Linked DNA regions of Homo sapiens: region 2 is linked to region 1. A link is an interaction called in ENCODE POLR2A ChIA-PET data of the cell type or tissue named here. Cell type or tissue: CD4-positive, alpha-beta T cell. All regions are shown on one strand. Each heading gives the region's core, and the rest is flanking DNA. Links, peaks and the distances in the headings are about the cores only.

Region 1 (8,333 bases), core at 269-8,268:
CTAACAGGAAACAAGTATTAGTAACCAACACTTAAATGAATTACCCATTTCCCATTTTATACTTTCCTGCCTTAGACTTCTCACAGCTACTGCTTGAATGGCAGAAATATCCAAACAAGAATCTTTTCTAAAATGCAAGCTAACTTAAATGTAGCACATTTTTAATTTAATCTGAACTCTTGAAGCTGGGTGATGGGCATCTGGTGATTCAATACACTATTCTGTTTACTTTGAATGTTTGCAATTTCCCCTAAAACCTTTAAAAACTTATCTATAAGGGAGAACAATCCTTCAAAAACTATCTCGGTTATAACAGAAAATTTCCATCAACCCAGACAATAAAAAATTACAGTCTTGCCTAAGTTTGACAAGGCTTTTGTGTTCTGTTTTGTTTTTTTTCCCTGCTGAATTTTCTAGTGAAACATATTGGAACTACAAGTCTACTTTTGTATAGGTGCACCTGAAAGTTAAAATGTTTATCATATACAGTAACACATCATTAACATGTCTGCAAAATAATTGGAGGTGGTCACATTATGGCAATCCCAAAAACACACCTCGAGGAAAAACGGAAACAGACTGCCTCAATGTGATATGATGACTATTTGCAACTTGGAATAAAATTTCCAAGAACAATACACAGATTCAAAAAGTACTATATTCTCATCAGCAAAAACGAGACATATGACCCCATTTTTTACAACAAATAAATTACAACATTTTGGAGGGAGAAAAGGATGAATCTATAGAGACGAAGAGACTTGACACATTTAAAAATTGCCACATACAGTTCTCATTTGGATCCTCTTTCAAATGAACCAAAACAATCATCAAACAAACAGGGAAATTTAATCAGACTGGATAGGAAAATGTCAAAGTAAGGAAAAAAGCAGTTTCAAAAATGCACATGTAACTAGAAACATACACCATAAACAGACATAATAATTATGTCATCTAAATCCTTGAAAGGTTTCTAGAGTCAAGTTGGCCAAGAAAATGTTTTCAGATTTTTTTTTTTTGTCGGGGGGTGTGGGGGAAATAGGAGGAGACTGCCGATATTCAAGACTGTCTCAGCCGGGCAAGGGGGCTCACGCCTGTAATCCCAGCACTTTGGGAGGCCAAAGCAGGCAGACCACTTGAGCTGAGGAATTCCAGACCAGCCTGGGCAACATGGCAAAACCCCATCTCTACTAAAGATACAAAAAACTAGCCAAATGCGGTTGTGCACGCCTGTAACCCCAGCTGCTCGGGAGGCTGAGACATGAGAATCACTTGAACCTGGGAGGCAGAAGTTGCAGTGAGCCACTGTACTCCAACCTGGGTGATAGAGCAAGACTCTGTCTCAAAAAAAAAAAAAAAAAGACTGCCTTAGTTAGTTTAAGCCTGTATGGTAAAATTTAAAGTTACATTTATTGAGCACCTACTACTGGGCACTGAGCAAAGAGTAATCACGTATGAATTCAGAGTTCCACATGCTGCAGCCCACAAGAACATTTCTAGGCTAAAGATGGATTGAACAAATTCATCTTATTTTACTCTTTCCTGAAACCTCACTGAACAACACCATGCCTGATGGTGTAAATAAGGTTTCATTGGAATACAGTCAGGCCCATTCACTTGTACGTTGTCTATGGCCATTTTCATGCAGAGTTGAAAAGCTGCAACAGAGGCTGTAAACCCAAAAATGCATCTGACCCTGTATTAGCTTTTTACAAGTGGTAACATTTGAAGAGCTAGCCCATTTTACACACAGGAAGAAACTGGGGTTCAAAGAGGCTGACTTTCTCAAGATCCTAATTCGAGTGGCAGGGCCAGGATTTAAACCCAAATGGTCTGATCCCAACACTCACATGCTCACCTACCATACTGTGCTGTCTCCAAATAGATACGTAAGAGAAAACCTAATTGTCGTCCAGTCTCATAAATAGAAGTTTGGGTATAACTTTAGAAAATTCATCCACACAATGGAATTAGAGGCAACCAAGTAAGATGATCTACATTAGACAGAAAACACACCCATTACATATTTGGGAGGAAAATATCTTACAAACCTACTTTATGTGGGAATTTCCAATTATATATATAGCATATAGTTTTTGTCCTTCCCACCCAAAAACCCTTCTAAAGTTACAGGAAATATATCCGAAAAGGTATAAACCTACAAGGGGAAAGCACACAAAATGAACAGCAAAGCAAATTAAATAAGCATTGGATGCTATTCACAGATAACAGAGCATAGAAAACAGATGGGTTAATGATTATCAGCCAAGAAGATCAGATGGCCAAAACCTAAGCCTTCAGTGAGGAAAAACCCAGAACCAGACTACAGGACCCCAGAAAGACTCAGGAATTGGAGGTGCCAGACTTCCAAAGTGAGGGTGAAGCCGCAGATGAAAATAGGAATTAGCTGAAGTCTGTCAAGATCTCCAGACCCCTGCTCCCACCCTGTGCAGATGGCCTGCCCTTTCCCCACCCAGCAAAGGACAAAAGTTGATGCTTGGAAAAGTTAAACCAAGGGGACCACAGAAAAATAAAGGTGCAATGAGCTATGACCATGCCACTGCACTCCAACCTGGATGACAAAAACTTTTTTTTTTTTTTTTTTTTTTTTGAGACGGAGTCTTGCTCTGTTGCCCAGGCTGGAGTGCAGTGGTGCAATCTCAGCTCACTGCAAGCTCCACCTCTCAGGTTCACGCCATTATCCTGCCTCAGCCTCCCCAGCACCTGGGACTACAGGTGCACGCCACCATACCTGGCTAATTTTTTTGGATTTTTAGTAGAGACGGGGTTTCACCGTGTTAGCCAGGATGGTCTCGATCTCCTGACTTCATGATCCACCTGCCTCAGCCTCCCAAAGTGCTGGGATTACAGGCATGAGCCCCACGCCCAGCTAAAATTTTTAATTTTTAAAGTTCTGGCCGGGCGTGGTAGCTCATGCCTGTAATCCTAGCACTTTGGGAGGCCGAGGCAGGTGGATCACCTGAGGTCAGGAGTTCAAGACCAGCCTGACCAGCATGGTGAAATCCTGTCTCTGCTAAACATACAAAAATTAGCCAGGCATGGTGGTCCATGCCTGTAATCCCAGCTGCTCAGGAGGCTGAAACAGGAGAATTGCTTGAACCCAGGAGGCAGAGGTGGCAGTGAGCTGAGATCACACCACTGTATTTCAGCCTGGGCCACAGAGTGAGACTCTGTCTCAAAAAGACAAAAAAGAAAAAAAAATTGGCAGCAATAAAAAAAAAAAAAAACCACGCACAGGAAAAAAAAAAAAAAGACCAAAAAAAAAAAATCAACATAAACGTTAGAAGATAAACTTGAGCCAGGCGCGGTGGCTCACGCCTGTAATCCCAGCACTTTGGGAGGCCGAGGCGGATAGATCACCTGAGGTCAGGAGTTCGAGACCAGCCTGGCCAAAATGAAACCCCGTCCCTTCTAAAAATACAAAAATTAGACAGGCATGGTGGCATGCGCCTATAGTCCCAGCAATTCAGGGGTCTGAGGCGGGAGAATCGCTTGAACCTGGGAGGCAGGGGTTGCAGTGAACCAAGACCAAGCCATTGCACTCCAGCCTGGGTGGCAGAGTGAGACTCTATCTCAAAAAAAAAAAAAGAAGATAAAGTTGAAGAAACCATCCAGAAAAATTTTTTAAAAAGGATTCACTGGGAAGAAAAGAAAATTGGAATTTCCATCCGAAAGACCAAGCATAAAATAGATGGTCCAGAAAAAGAAGAAACAGACAAGAAATCAAATAATCAAGAAATTTTCCCAGAACTTTTCTAGGCTAAGGATGTACTGAACAAATTCGACTTATTTTACTCTTTCCTGAAACCTCACTAAAACTAAAGAATCTAAAAACCAAACAAAAAACAAATAAAACCCCTCTACAATAACAAAAACACCAGAACAGGAAGAACAAGAGACTACAGTGATCACGCACTGGAGGCTAGAAAGCAGATGGCCAAATAACACCTCACTGGCAGACCAAGAGAAGGCTGAGACCTAAGCTAGGCACCAGGAAAGCTTAGAACAGAGCAGGCACTCGCGGTACTGGGCACCTTGGGAACTGGAGGAACTGGAGTTACAGAAGAACATTAAAAGGAGGAGGACAGGGTGAAATCTGGTTTCCAATGAGTTAGATCCCAGATTCCCTCCTCATACTCAGAGAAGGTGAGTTGTTTGAAGACAGTAAAACAAGAGGATCTCTAGAATAAGGCCTGGTCAGCTCAGTGGAGGGCACTGGTACTGCACCAAAAAGACAAAGATTAAGTGAATGCTGACGCCGCCCCCGCAGCCGCCCCTTTCGCTACCCAGCTCCCAGCCACCTTTCCTCCTAAGCAGGCTGAAAAACACTCCTCTGGGCAAGGTGACCAGTCTCGAGGCTTTCCTAAAAGCAGTGACATGGCAAGGGGAAGAGGGTTATATTCTCCCGATCATCCCAAAGCAAAGCTCAAAGTCTTTACGCTCAGAGCTTCCAAACAGCTTTTTAATCCTCCCATTCTTGATCATAAACAGACAACCAAAGATTACCAGACATGTGAAGGCAGCCTCTAACACAGAAGAGATCAAAAGAAACGGAAAGAAGCAACTTAAAGAAAACTAAAACCAAGCCAAAAAACTACCATGAACTCCCTAAAAGAGATAACAGAAGATGAAACAAGAACAGAGATGTTATTAAAAAACAAAAGAGCTCTTGGATAATAAAAAGCATGACAGTAGAAAAGTAAAACTAAATAAACAGCTGGGTTGGAAGATAAAGAAAAGGAAATATCCTACAAAGTAAAGCAAGAAATTGGCTAGAAACAAGGGAGAAAGGCAATAAAATTACAGGACCAGTCCTGAAAAATCCAACATCCAAATAAGAGAAAGAAGGTAGAGAAGCTAGAGAGAGAAAGAGAGAAGAAAAATACGGAAAGAAAACATCAGCGAAGTACAGTAATTCACGAACTTTTCCCACAGCTAAAGTACAAGGGTTTCTAGATTGAAAGGGAATGTCCCATGCTAAGCAAAGTAGACACCACCACCATGAAATTTCAGAGCCCTGAGATCAAAATATATTCTACAAGATTCCACAGAGGGAAAAAAAAAAAAAATACAGGTTGGGCACGGTGGCTCACACCTGTAATCCCAGCACTTTGGGAGGCTGAGCCGGGCGGATCATGAGGTCAGGAGTTCGACACCAGCCTCACCAAAATGGTGAAACCCCATCTCTACTAAAAATACAAAAATTAGCCGGGTGTGGTGGCACATGCCTGTAATCCCAGCTACTCACAAGGCTGAGGCAGGAGAATCGCTTGAACCTGGGAGGTGAAGATTGCAGTGAGCTGAGATCACGCCACTGGACTCCAACCTGGGTGACAGAGCAAAACTCTGTCTCAAAGCAAAAGAAAATAAAAAATAAAAAATCATATACCAAGGTTCAGGAACCAGCATAGCTTCAGACATCAAGAAAACCAGAAGAGGCCAGGCGAAGTGGCTTACACCTGTAATCTCAGTACTTTGGGAAGCCTAGGCAGGTGGATCACCTCAGGTCAGAAGTTTGAGACCAGCCTGGCCAACATGATGAAACTCTGTCTCTACCAAAAATACAAAATTAGCCAGGTGTGGTGGCGTGTGCCTGTAATCCCAGCTACTCGGGAGGCTGAGACAGGAGAATCACTTGAACCCAGGAAGTGGAGGCTGCAGTGAGCCAAGATCACACCAGTGCACTCCAGCCTGGGCAAGACAGAACGAGACTCCACCTCAAAAAAAAAAAAAAAAAAAAAAAAGCCCAGAAGAAAAGGAGCAATGCCTTCAAAATCCCAAACAAAACAATTTCCAACCTGGAATTCCAAAACCAACCAAGCTTGTAATCAAGGTTAAAGGTAAAATAAAGGCAATCTCAGACACATGTTTACCAAAAAAAGTTTCTCCATGTACCCTTTCTCAAGAAGCTACTAGAAAAAGTATTCCACCAAAATGTGAGAGTAAACCAAGGAAGAAGAACATGAGAAGACACAGAGTATAGGTAGCAGAAGACTCAATCCGGGAGAAATGTGAAGGAGGCTCCAGAGAGACAGCTGCCAGCTGGCCTGACGGCAGGCAGTCCAGACCAGAGCAGGACAACAGAGGGCTGAGGACGTATACCTCCAAGAGAGAAAAAAAAGAAACAGATTCCTTATTTTGACAGTATTGAGAAGGATTTTACAGCTCTCGCAGTTTGGGGATTAATTAGTGAAAGGTACCAGGAAAACCAAAGGAAAAACAAAGTAATGATGAACTTTAAGGAAAATGAAGTTTTACAAGAAAGAAAATGTGATCAGAGTATACAAGGCGACTCAGCTGTGAACATGGCAGTAACAAATCTTACACAGACTTAACCCAAAAGGTATTCAAGCCACACAGGGAGGCTGCAGAAAGGGGAAGCTAATGTGTCCCTGGGTGTGGGTGCTTCTGAAGGAGGTATAGAGAACTAAATTCTCATCGCCCAAGCAAGAAGTCCTCAGACATCTAAAACTGAAAAACTGATCAACAGTAAAGATTATTTAGAAACATGGGGTAAGTACTAGAAGAAAGAGCTAAAGATGAGAGAAGCTGCCTGCAGAGCAGTAGTAAAGGATGGGTGGAGACGAGTAAGATGGAGGAATGTGGCCTGGCACAGTGGCTCATGCCTGTAATCCCGGCACTTTGGGAGGCCAAGGCAGGTGGATCACGAGGTCAGGAGTTCGAGACCAGCCTGGCCAACATGGAGAAATCCCATATCTACTAAAAATACAAAAATTAGCCGGTTTGGTGGCGCACACCTGTAATCCCAGCTACTCAGGAGGCTGAGGCAGGAGAATTGCTTGAACCCAGGAGGTGGAGGTTGCAGTGAGCCAAGATTGCACCATCGCACTCCAGCCTGGGCAACAGAGCAAGACTCTGTCCCAACAACAAAAAAAAAAAAAAAAAGAAAAAGATGGAGGAATGCTTCCCCTCAATTATAAGCTATGTTAAAAATCACTAGTTTCCGTCCAATGACATCCTTCCCTTCTTCTCTGGTTATCCAGGTACAAGTCTGCCTAGATAAAGGCTGATTTTCCAGACTCCCTTGCAGCCAGGTGTCAGCCGGGTTTCCCCGCTCTTGTCAACAGCAGATACAACATGTGCAACTCTTGAGCCAAGCTCTTAACAGGGAAGGAATGCACTCTCCTCTTCTCCCCTTCCCACTGGCCAGAATGCCCAGATAACAAACCCTGAGTCCTATCAGAGTATCCATTTCACACCAAGAGATGGACACTGTGTTGAGGGGTGATAGAGAATCAAGACAAAAGGTACCAGTATCTCTGACATGATGGAGCCATCCTTCTTAAGCCAAACTTATATTCTGTTTAAGCCACTGTGATTTTGGCCTTTTACACAGCAGCTAAACCCATATCCTAACATATAAATCCTTCAAAAAAAAAAAAAAGCACTTAGTTTAGGTTTATTAATAACTCTGAAAATCTGAAAAGTATGTTAGAAGAAAACCATCAGTTTGTTCCCTGGAGGCCTGGTTAAGTAAAGTACTATTTTTAATTAGTAACACTTAGGATCAAACTAGAAAGATGGAACACATTTCATCAACAGAACTAAAAAGTCAGATGCCTGGTACAAGCTTTACTCACCTTTTGGATTTCTAAATGAGAGTCAGAGTCATCCAAGAACTCTAGGGGTGGAGAGCATTTGTCAATGACAGTCCTTCGGTCCCCAAGGGGCTCCTCACTGGGTTTCTCTTGAGGGTCTATAACTACTCTCCTGTCATAGAAGCTGCTCCTCTCTGGCACTGTCTTATCCTCCTCCATGCTGACCTCTGGGGTTGCGTCTTTCTCCTTCTGAGCAGCAGTGACTGTGACACTCCTGGCTGCTCCTTCTGCAGTCTTGGCTGGTCCTTCACTCCTGGCTGGTCCTTCTCCATGGCTGGGATGCTCTGCTGCGCTTGGTTTTGCCCGAGTGGCAGCCTCTCCCTTCCTTTTTGGCATCGATTTCCCCAGGATGCCCTGGATAGCCTTCAGGTAGATCATTGTGGAGCCCTGGTCTCGAAGTCTATCCCTCTTCCTTTTCTGGACCTTGTTGGGTTCCTCAATTGTATCATTCTGACCCTCAGCTTCAGCTGCAAATTCAGAGTTTGTGGAGTTATGAGAACTATCTTTGGAATCAACCTGGGAAAAAAAAAACAGAATTGAAAGGGCTGTTCCAAGGGCACTTTCGTACATGAAGCATTTGGCAAATTATAAATCAGTGGTGGTTCTACCAGTCAAAGGGAAAGTGACTGTGGCTAAGGCAAAGGTTCTCTCCGGGTGGTGAAGTGGCACTGTAAGAGGGGCTGATTGCTGCCA
Region 2 (8,333 bases), core at 334-8,333, 280 kb after region 1:
TCAGGGGTCCCCAACTCCTGGATCACGGAGTCTGTGGTCTGCTAGGAACCAAGCTGCACAGCAGGAGGTGAGGGGTGGTCAAGTGGTCATTACCACTGAGATCCGCCTCCTGTCAGATTAGCGGCTGCATTAGATTCTCACGGGAGCGCAAACCCCATTGTGAACTGCACATGCGCAGGATCTAGGCTGCACATTCCTTATGAGAATCTAAGTAGTGCCTGATGATCTAAAGTTGAACAGTTTCATCCTGAAATCATGCCCCGAAACGGTCTGTGGAAAAACTGTCTTCCATGAAACCAGTCCCTGGTGCCAAAAAGGTTAGGGACTGCTGAGCCATACTCTATTTTTTGACAGAGGAAAGACATTCCTGATATGAAGTGGAAAAAACAGCAGCCTGCAAAAGGATAATCAGGCTGGGCATGAAGGCTCATGCCTATAATCCCACTGCTTTGGGAGGCTGAGGAGGGAGGATCATTGAGCCCAGGAGGTGGAGGCAACAGTGAGCTACGATTGTGCCACTGCACTCCAGCCTGGCGACAGAGTGAGACCCTGTCTCTTTAAACACCACCACCACCACCCATAATCATAGTTAAGATTCTGCTTTTGTAAAAACAATATATAAACATATATATGTGTAGGCATAAGAGTATACCTGTACTTGCACACAATTACAGCTTGTATATGAAGAGAAAAAATTTGGAAGGATGATTACCCCTGAGGAATGGGAAAGAGAGCAGAGAAAAACTGTATTTTTTACATCTGTAGATTCCTTGTGGATTTTTCTCCACAATTAGCTTGTTTACCTAAGTTTAAAAAAGAAAAATATGAGGGCTGGGTGCAGTGGCTCATGCCTATAATCCCAGCACTTTGGGAGGCCCAAGCAGGAGGATCACTTGAAGCTAAAAATTTGAGACCAGCCTGGGAAACACAGCAAGACCTCATCTCTATAAAAAATAAAAGAATGGCCGGGCGCGGTGGCTCACACCTGTAATCCCAGCACTTTGGGAGGCCAAGGCGGGCAGATCACGAGGTCAGGAGATCGAGACCATCCTGGCTAACATGGTGAAACCCCGTCTCTACTAAAAATACAAAAAATTAGCCAGGCGAGGTGGTGGGCGCCTATAGTCCCAACTACTCAGGAGGCCGAGGCAGGAGAATGGCGTGAACCCGGGAGGCGGAGCTTGCAGTGAGCCGAGATCGTGCCACTGCACTACAGCCTGGGCGACAGCGAGACTCCGTCTCAAAAAATAAATAAATAAATAAATAAATAAAAGAATTGGCCAGGCGTGGTGGCTCACACCTGTAATCCTAGCACTTTGGGAGGCTGAGGCAGGTGGGTGGATCACCTGAGTCAGGAGTTTGAGACTAGCCTGGCCAATATGGTGAAATCCCATCTCTGCTAAAAATACAAAAATTAGCCAGGCATGGTGGCAGGCACCTATAATCCCAGCTACTAGGGAGGCTGAGGCAGGAGATTTGCTTCAACCCAGGGGCCAGAGGTTGCAGTGAACCGAGATTGTGGCACTTCACTATAGCCTAGGCAAAAGAGCGAAACTCTCTCAAAATAACTAACTAACTAACTAACAGAATTAGCCAGGCCTGGTGGTGCTTGCCTGTAGTCCCAGCTACTCCAAAGACTGAGGTGGGGGGATCGCTTGAACCCGGGTGTTTGAGACTGCAATGAACTATGATGCTGTCACCGCACTCCACCTTCGGTGACAGAGCAAGACTTAGTCTCTTAAAAAAAAAAAAAAAAAAAAAAAAAGAGAAAGGCCCGGCACGGTGGCTCACACCTGTAATCCCAGGACTTTGGGAGGCTGAGGTGGATCATAAGGTCAGGAGATCCAGACCATCCTGGCTAACAACGTGAAACCCCATCTCTACTAAAAATACAAAAAATTAGCCGGGCGTGGTGGCAGGCGCCTGTAGTCCCAGCTACTCGGGAGGCTGAGGTAGAAGAATGGCATGAACCCAGGAGGTGGAGCTTGCAGTGAGCTGAGATTGCGCCACTGCCTGCACTCCAGCCTGGGTGACAGAGCAAGACTCTGTCTCAAAAAAAAAAGAGAAAACACTGGGAGTGTATTCAGGGCAATCTGAGTCTATGCTTCCAGGAAAAAAAAAAAAAAAAAGTTAAAAAGGCAAGCAGGACAAAAAAGAAAAAACAAATTTTACTACTTCTCTTAACTGAATGCTCCACTTCTTAGGACACCAAAATTTAGAGTCATTAGACCAGAATACAGTCATTAAAGATAACAATGAAGACAAAGCAGAAGCACATGGAGAAGAAAATGTTGAGAAAAAAGAATACAAATTATATTTATATTTATAAAATGATTACAAATACGTAAAAATAGGTATGCAGGCAGTCAAGGTGTTAAATTTGTGTTTATCTAAAACCAAAAACAGTGTGTTTGGAGTACTTTGATATTTCTCACCACAAAAAGTTATTCATTTTTTTCATTGCTTTATTCATCATCATGAAAGCTTTTAAGATAGTCATCCCAAAATTGGATAACAAAACTAACAAAAATCCCACAAAACAGATTCCAACCAAAGAAAAATCTTTAAAGGCAACCAATCAGCACCTAAGGAACTCAATCATCTGGCTTTTTATCTTTTGAGATGGAGTCTTGCACTGTCGCCCAGGCTGGAGTGCAGTGGCGTGTGCCACCAGGCCAGGCTAATTTTTTTTTTGTATTTTTAGTAGAGACGGGGTTTCGCTACATTGGCCAGGCTGGTCTCAAACTCCTGACCTCAGATGATCCGCCTGCCTCAGCCTCCCAAAGTGCTGGGATTATAGGCGTGAGCCACCGTGCCCGGCCAATCATCTGGCTTTTTGATGGAAGGTATTTCTAGAATTAATAGAGACATAAGATCCAGTACCACTGCTTTGACAGTGGACAGACTGATTTACTCTAGTCAGGTCTACATGAGCAAAGTAAAGTAAAACATGGAATGCCATTATCTTGACAGTGGTGCTGGGTGGAAGGAAGGGCAATTAGGCAGATATAGGGACCTGAGACTTAGGTGGTTATTTTCTTCATCTCATCAGTGGGGACCTGGCTTCTTTGACTGCACCTTGATGTGCTTGTTTACACTGTTAGTATTTCCCCTTGTGGATACTGTAGGCTTATTTTATAGCCAGAGTGAGTAGGGGCAGGCTATCTGGCCAGTCGCCACCTCAGATTATCTTCCCCAGACAGCTAATGTTTATTAGAGCAACTAGGGAAGAGAGAGAAGAGTGACTGGAGGGAGGAGAAAGAAAGACAGTGGGAAGGCAAGCTAGCCAATGTCATTACTTTTAAGTCTGCAATACTGAAAATGCATAGTACATGAACATTACCTTGTGTTCAGATACTGAGGCAGTGTTTTCAATTGCCTGAAAAAACAGGAGAGTCACAAAAATATTATGACACATCAGCGAAACACGTTACACCTTATTCAGCATGCCCTGTTATCTCATCTAAGAGCCAATGTGTCCATATGGCAACCATCAGCTATCATTTCCACTTGAATGAGTTTTGAGATTTTTATTTCAATCTACCTCAGTTATACATCTGTCACTAATTGCCACTCATTTCCTCCTTGATAATCAAAGTTCCAAAGATCCCACCTTAATCCAGGCTTCTGAAATGGTTTTCTCATATCTAATAGCTGACTTTATTACATCAAAGAGAATAATACGGTTCTGACCGCTGCTTTCTTGATTTCCTGAGGAATTACAAGTAGCAGAGAGGAAAAAAATTACTCTTCTACCTACCAGAAAAGAACTTACAAGATGTGAATTCCTGCTTAGTAGCCATGTACCCTGGAGTAAATGACAACCTCATGTATAAGATGGCTAATAAACTTGCACTGTAGTCTGCCTGGGATTGATCTGAATGGCTAAGAAAACATATGAACACATACATAGCCACATACATATACGTAATTTGAAAAACGATATAATACTAGATGTAAATATCATAATAGTACCATTATTTGTAGTTGTAAGTATTAAGCTCCAACTCTGACTGTGGGATGTCAGAGAACTGTGACATCCTATGTGAGGAAAAGGGTGGCAATTATCCATGAGCTCTTTACCTTGCTTGTCCTTTACTTTTTAACTTTACTTGGAAAGCCTGCAACAGTGATGGCAAAACACAATGCTGCAGGATCCAACTTCTCCCGAAGCTCAGAGATTACCTGCAGAAAGTTAATATTAGCTATGGTGTTCTGCTCATTCATAGTGGGTAGGTACAGTCCAGTCTCTCAACCATGACAATCTCCTGAAAGACTGAGGAAGAAAAAATTTTAAACGTTGGACATTTTGAAAAATAGAGTTGTGAGAATAGCTAAATGCAATGTCGTAGAATGTCATATCCAAAATTTCAGAATTCTGTGAGGTACTACACAGAAAGAGTAAATGTAACTTATAGCAGCTTATATAGATCAATGAATCTGTTGAATAGCTCCATTTCCTCTTCTCAATGCTATCCGGATTAGTCAACATTCTCAGTTAGTCAGGACTTTCGGCTTCCAGACACCCGCCTTTAACACGTGCGATACCATTTGGCTTCCCGAGAAGCCCAACAGACGTGAGATGAGGCCGACTGCCTGGACTAGTTCATCGGGAAGGGGGTGAGGGTAAAAGCCTTTCTCATTTCCTCATTTTAACGACGCAGAAAGGTACCTGTGGGGACTATCCCATCTCAGGGCAGATGAGGAAGCCGAGGCTTGGGGCGCGGAGCCCCAGAGAAGAACGCCGACCGCGGCCCGGACTTAAGAGATTAGGTCGCAGGGGAGCGGGGCCTCGAGAGACTACGACCACTGCTCCATTTACTCACCGAGAAGCCGTCCCCGCCTGTAGTTTTCTTTCTTTTTTTTTTTTTTTTTTTGAGACGGAGTCTTCCTCTGTCGCCCAGGCTGGAGTGCAGTGCAGCAATCTCGGCTCACTGCAGGCTCCGCCTCCTGGGTTCACGCCATTCTCCTGCCTCAGCCTCCCGAGTAGCTGCGACTACAGGCGCCTCCACCACGCCTGGCTAATTTTTTTGTATTTTTAGTAGAGACAGGGTTTCACCTGTTAGCCAGGATGGTCTCGATCCCCTGACCTCGTGATCCCCCCACCTTGGCCTCCCAAAGTGCTGGGATTCCAGGAGTGAGCCACCGAGCCTGGGCCACCGCCGATAGTTTTCCACTTTCCCGCCAGGCCCGACGCCGCTCTGACGCCACTGAGGTGCGCCACGACGTGACGTCAACGTTCGCGCCGGAAGTGGAAGACCAGGCAGCCCAGCTGAAGGCAGTAAGCTCGGCTCACAGTCGCAGGAGAGTTCTGGGGTACACGGGCAAAGGGGCTTGAGAAGGCCCGGAGGCGAAGCCGAAGAGAAGCAACTGTGCCCCGGAGAAGAGAAGCTCGCCCATTCCAGACTGGGAACCAGCTTTCAGTGAAGATGGCAGGGCCAGAACTGTTGCTCGACTCCAACATCCGCCTCTGGGTGGTCCTACCCATCGTTATCATCACTTTCTTCGTAGGCATGATCCGCCACTACGTGTCCATCCTGCTGCAGAGCGACAAGAAGCTCACCCAGGAACAAGTATCTGACAGGTCAGCGCCCTCCCTTCTCCAGCCTACCTCACACCGCCGTGACCTTGGGCAAAAAAGTGCAGGAGTTGTGTCAATTTGCCTAGGTTCACGTCGCGCCCCCTCTGACAGGGTGACCTTACCCGTTACCTCTGTGTTTCACTTTTGTCCTCTGTGAAATGGGGATGATAACAGTACCTGCTTCATAGACAGGTAGGAATCAAATTAGGTGATGTCTGTAAGTCCCTTAGCACAGGATCTAGGACGTATTGAGTGTTGAAAAAAACAGTACTGTTAATCCTTTAGGTTAGTCGCCGACCCTCGGTGGGTTTACCTATGAACTATTCCATCCCACCCTTCCGTTGAGAAGAGTGCCAGGTGCGTTACAGCGTTTAGTCTTTGTAACATCCAGTCAAGTGAGTGTGATAATCTGCATTCTACCAAATTACTGTTCCAGGCGTCGGGCCTGGTGGGACTGTCAGCTGAGATGCCAAGTACCAAAGCGCTTTGCAGTCTGTAAAACTGCCATTAGAGATGTAAGGAATTGTAATTATTTCCCCCCACTAGAGTGGAGGCAACTTCCTCACATATTTCATTGCAGTATTTATTTATTTATCTATTTATTTGCTTATTTTTGAGACGGAGTTTCGCTCTCGTTGCCCAGGCTGGAGTGCGGTGGCGTCATCTCAGCTCACTGCAGTCTACGCCTCCCGGGTTCAAGCGATTCTCTTGCCTCAGCCCCCCGAGTAGCTGGGATTACAGGCCCGCACCACCACACCTGACTAATTTTTGTATTTTTAGTAGAGACAGGGTTTCACCATCTTGGCCAGGCTGTTCTCGAACTCGACCTCAGGTGATCCACCTGCCTTGGCCTCCCAAAGTGCTGGGATTACAGGTGTGAGCCATGGCAACCAGCCCCTCGTTGCAATATTTATATACAGATAAAGGAATTTGAGATGATTATAGGTGGTTATCTAGACATGTAGCCCCTCATATTAAAGTAATAGTTTTCTCCCAGCAACTTGGGATGCTGAGGCAGGAGGATTGTGGGAGACCAGCCTGGGCAACATAACGAGACCTTGTCTCTTAGAAAAACAAGCAATTTTCAGTCAGTTCTGATTACTTTCAGAAATCATCTCAGGTAAGTGCTACTATATCTTTAGCACCTCTCTCTCACATTAATTTCTCGTTTTAATAAAGAGAGTAAGCCTCAGGCTAAGAACTTTTCACAGGTAACAGTGTCTAGTTAAAATTTAATAATGTTGTTTTGTTTCTACTGTACTTAAGTTACTTTCTTTTTTGTGACAATACTGGATTTCCATTTGCTGGTAATTTAAAGATTCCTTTAAAATCATATAGATGGGAAAAAAGTTGATATATAAAAAGTATTAAATATGTAATGATACAAGCGTTGGACAAAAATTCTAACATGGCATGAGAGTGACTGAAGTTTAGGAAGCACTACTGTAACATTTTCAGTTAGTTCTTCCCAATTATGCCAAGAAGAATAATAACCATTTACTCTATATCAGGTACTATGTGAAGTACTTACATTCATTAACTTATTTAAAACTTCAAAGCAACTCTATGAGGTACATATTGTCTCATTTTATAGAAACAGAGGCTTTAACAAGTTCCATCCCACCCGTTCGTTGAGAAGAGTGCCAGGTGCGTTACAGCGTCACACAGGGTGACATTTAGGACTTCACACCAAGCCTTCTGGGTATTGGGCTTTTTCCACTATACTACAGCGATCACTTTATCTTTCTGTAGCATTAGTTTCAGAACTGACCAGAGCCAGCACCCCACCCTGGAGCGAACCTTAAGAAGTCAGCTTACTGGCCGGGCATGGTGGCTCATGCCTGTACTCCCAGCACTTTGGGAGGCCGAGGCGGACGGATCACGAGGTCAGGAGATCGAGACCATCCTGGCTAACATGGTGAAACCCCGTCTCTACTAAAAATACAAAAAATTAGCTGAGCGTGGTATGCTGGGCGCCTGTAGTCCCAGCTACTCGGGAGGCTGAGGCAGTGGAATTGCTTGAACCCAGGAGGCGGAGCTTGCAGTGAGCCAAGATCGCGCCACTGCACTTCAACCTGGGTGACAGAGCAAGACTCTGTCTCAAAAAAACAGAAAAGAAGTCAACTTACTGGCCGGGTGTGGTGGCTTACGCCTGTAATCCCAACACTTTGAGAGGCCGAGGCAGGCAGATCATGAGGTCAAGAGATTGAGACCATCCTGGCCAACATGGTGAAACCCCATCTCTACTAAAAATACAAAAATTAGCTGGGCGTGATGGCACGTGCCTGTAGTCCCAGCTACTCGGGAGGCTGAGGCAGGAGAATCGCTTGAATCCGGGAGGCAGAGGTTGCGGTGAGCCGAGATCATGCCACTGCACTCCAGCCTGGCGACAGAGCGAGACTCCATCTCATTTAAAAAAAAAAAAAAAAGTGTATTTACCACAGAAAGAAGGGCTGTAGAAAAGTGCGAAGTGGGGAAAGCTCAGACATTTAGCATTTTCTGGCACCTGTAAAATTTCTTATTTTAGCCTTACATTAGCACTGAAGCAGATACTCCTTAACCCATTTTTACAATTCCAGGGAGCCTGGAAAAGTTAAGTAGTCTTCCCAAAGTAGGGAAATATTGTGCCTGTACTTGAACTCAGATCAGTCTCACTCCCAGGTTAAACCCTCTTCAACCATGATTCCTGCTGTCGTAGATTCTCTGCCATGATTTTCTGCCCATGGTTCACTATTAGAGCAATGGTTCTGAA

Evidence for each region. Peaks named below come from ENCODE experiments on the same cell type or tissue, not always from the same donor. Only the 100,000 strongest peaks of a DNase experiment are listed, where the experiment ranks them.
Region 2: POLR2A ChIA-PET joins it to region 1 with 7 read pairs; 3 of 35 experiments call an interaction of 5 or more read pairs at or near these places.

Annotation. Positions count from the first base shown.
Region 1 is chr3:10,259,960-10,268,292 of GRCh38, reverse strand. It overlaps TATDN2 (TatD DNase domain containing 2), which reads right to left. Exons shown (of 8, transcript NM_014760.4): 3 at 7,623-8,156. Among named protein-coding and RNA genes, the nearest start is that of TATDN2, 16 kb to the right of the region's middle. RefSeq lists a silencer at 4,169-4,358. In CD4-positive, alpha-beta T cell, for the core only: CTCF peaks have their summits at 3,861 and 4,062; a DNase peak (open chromatin) is centred at 4,252; H3K4me3 peaks cover 1,086 bases; H3K27ac peaks cover 2,573 bases.
Region 2 is chr3:9,983,758-9,992,090 of GRCh38, reverse strand. It overlaps EMC3 (ER membrane protein complex subunit 3), which reads left to right and starts at 5,250. Exons shown (of 8, transcript NM_001394674.1): 1 at 5,250-5,584. The coding sequence starts at 5,430. EMC3-AS1 (EMC3 antisense RNA 1) reads right to left here and starts at 5,198. Exons shown (of 3, transcript NR_103821.1): 1 at 4,827-5,198; 2 at 3,344-3,379. RefSeq lists enhancers at 4,681-4,900, 5,161-5,320, 4,785-5,432. In CD4-positive, alpha-beta T cell, for the core only: no CTCF peak of the experiment used is centred there; DNase peaks (open chromatin) are centred at 4,590, 4,930 and 5,240; H3K4me3 peaks cover 2,331 bases; H3K27ac peaks cover 1,902 bases.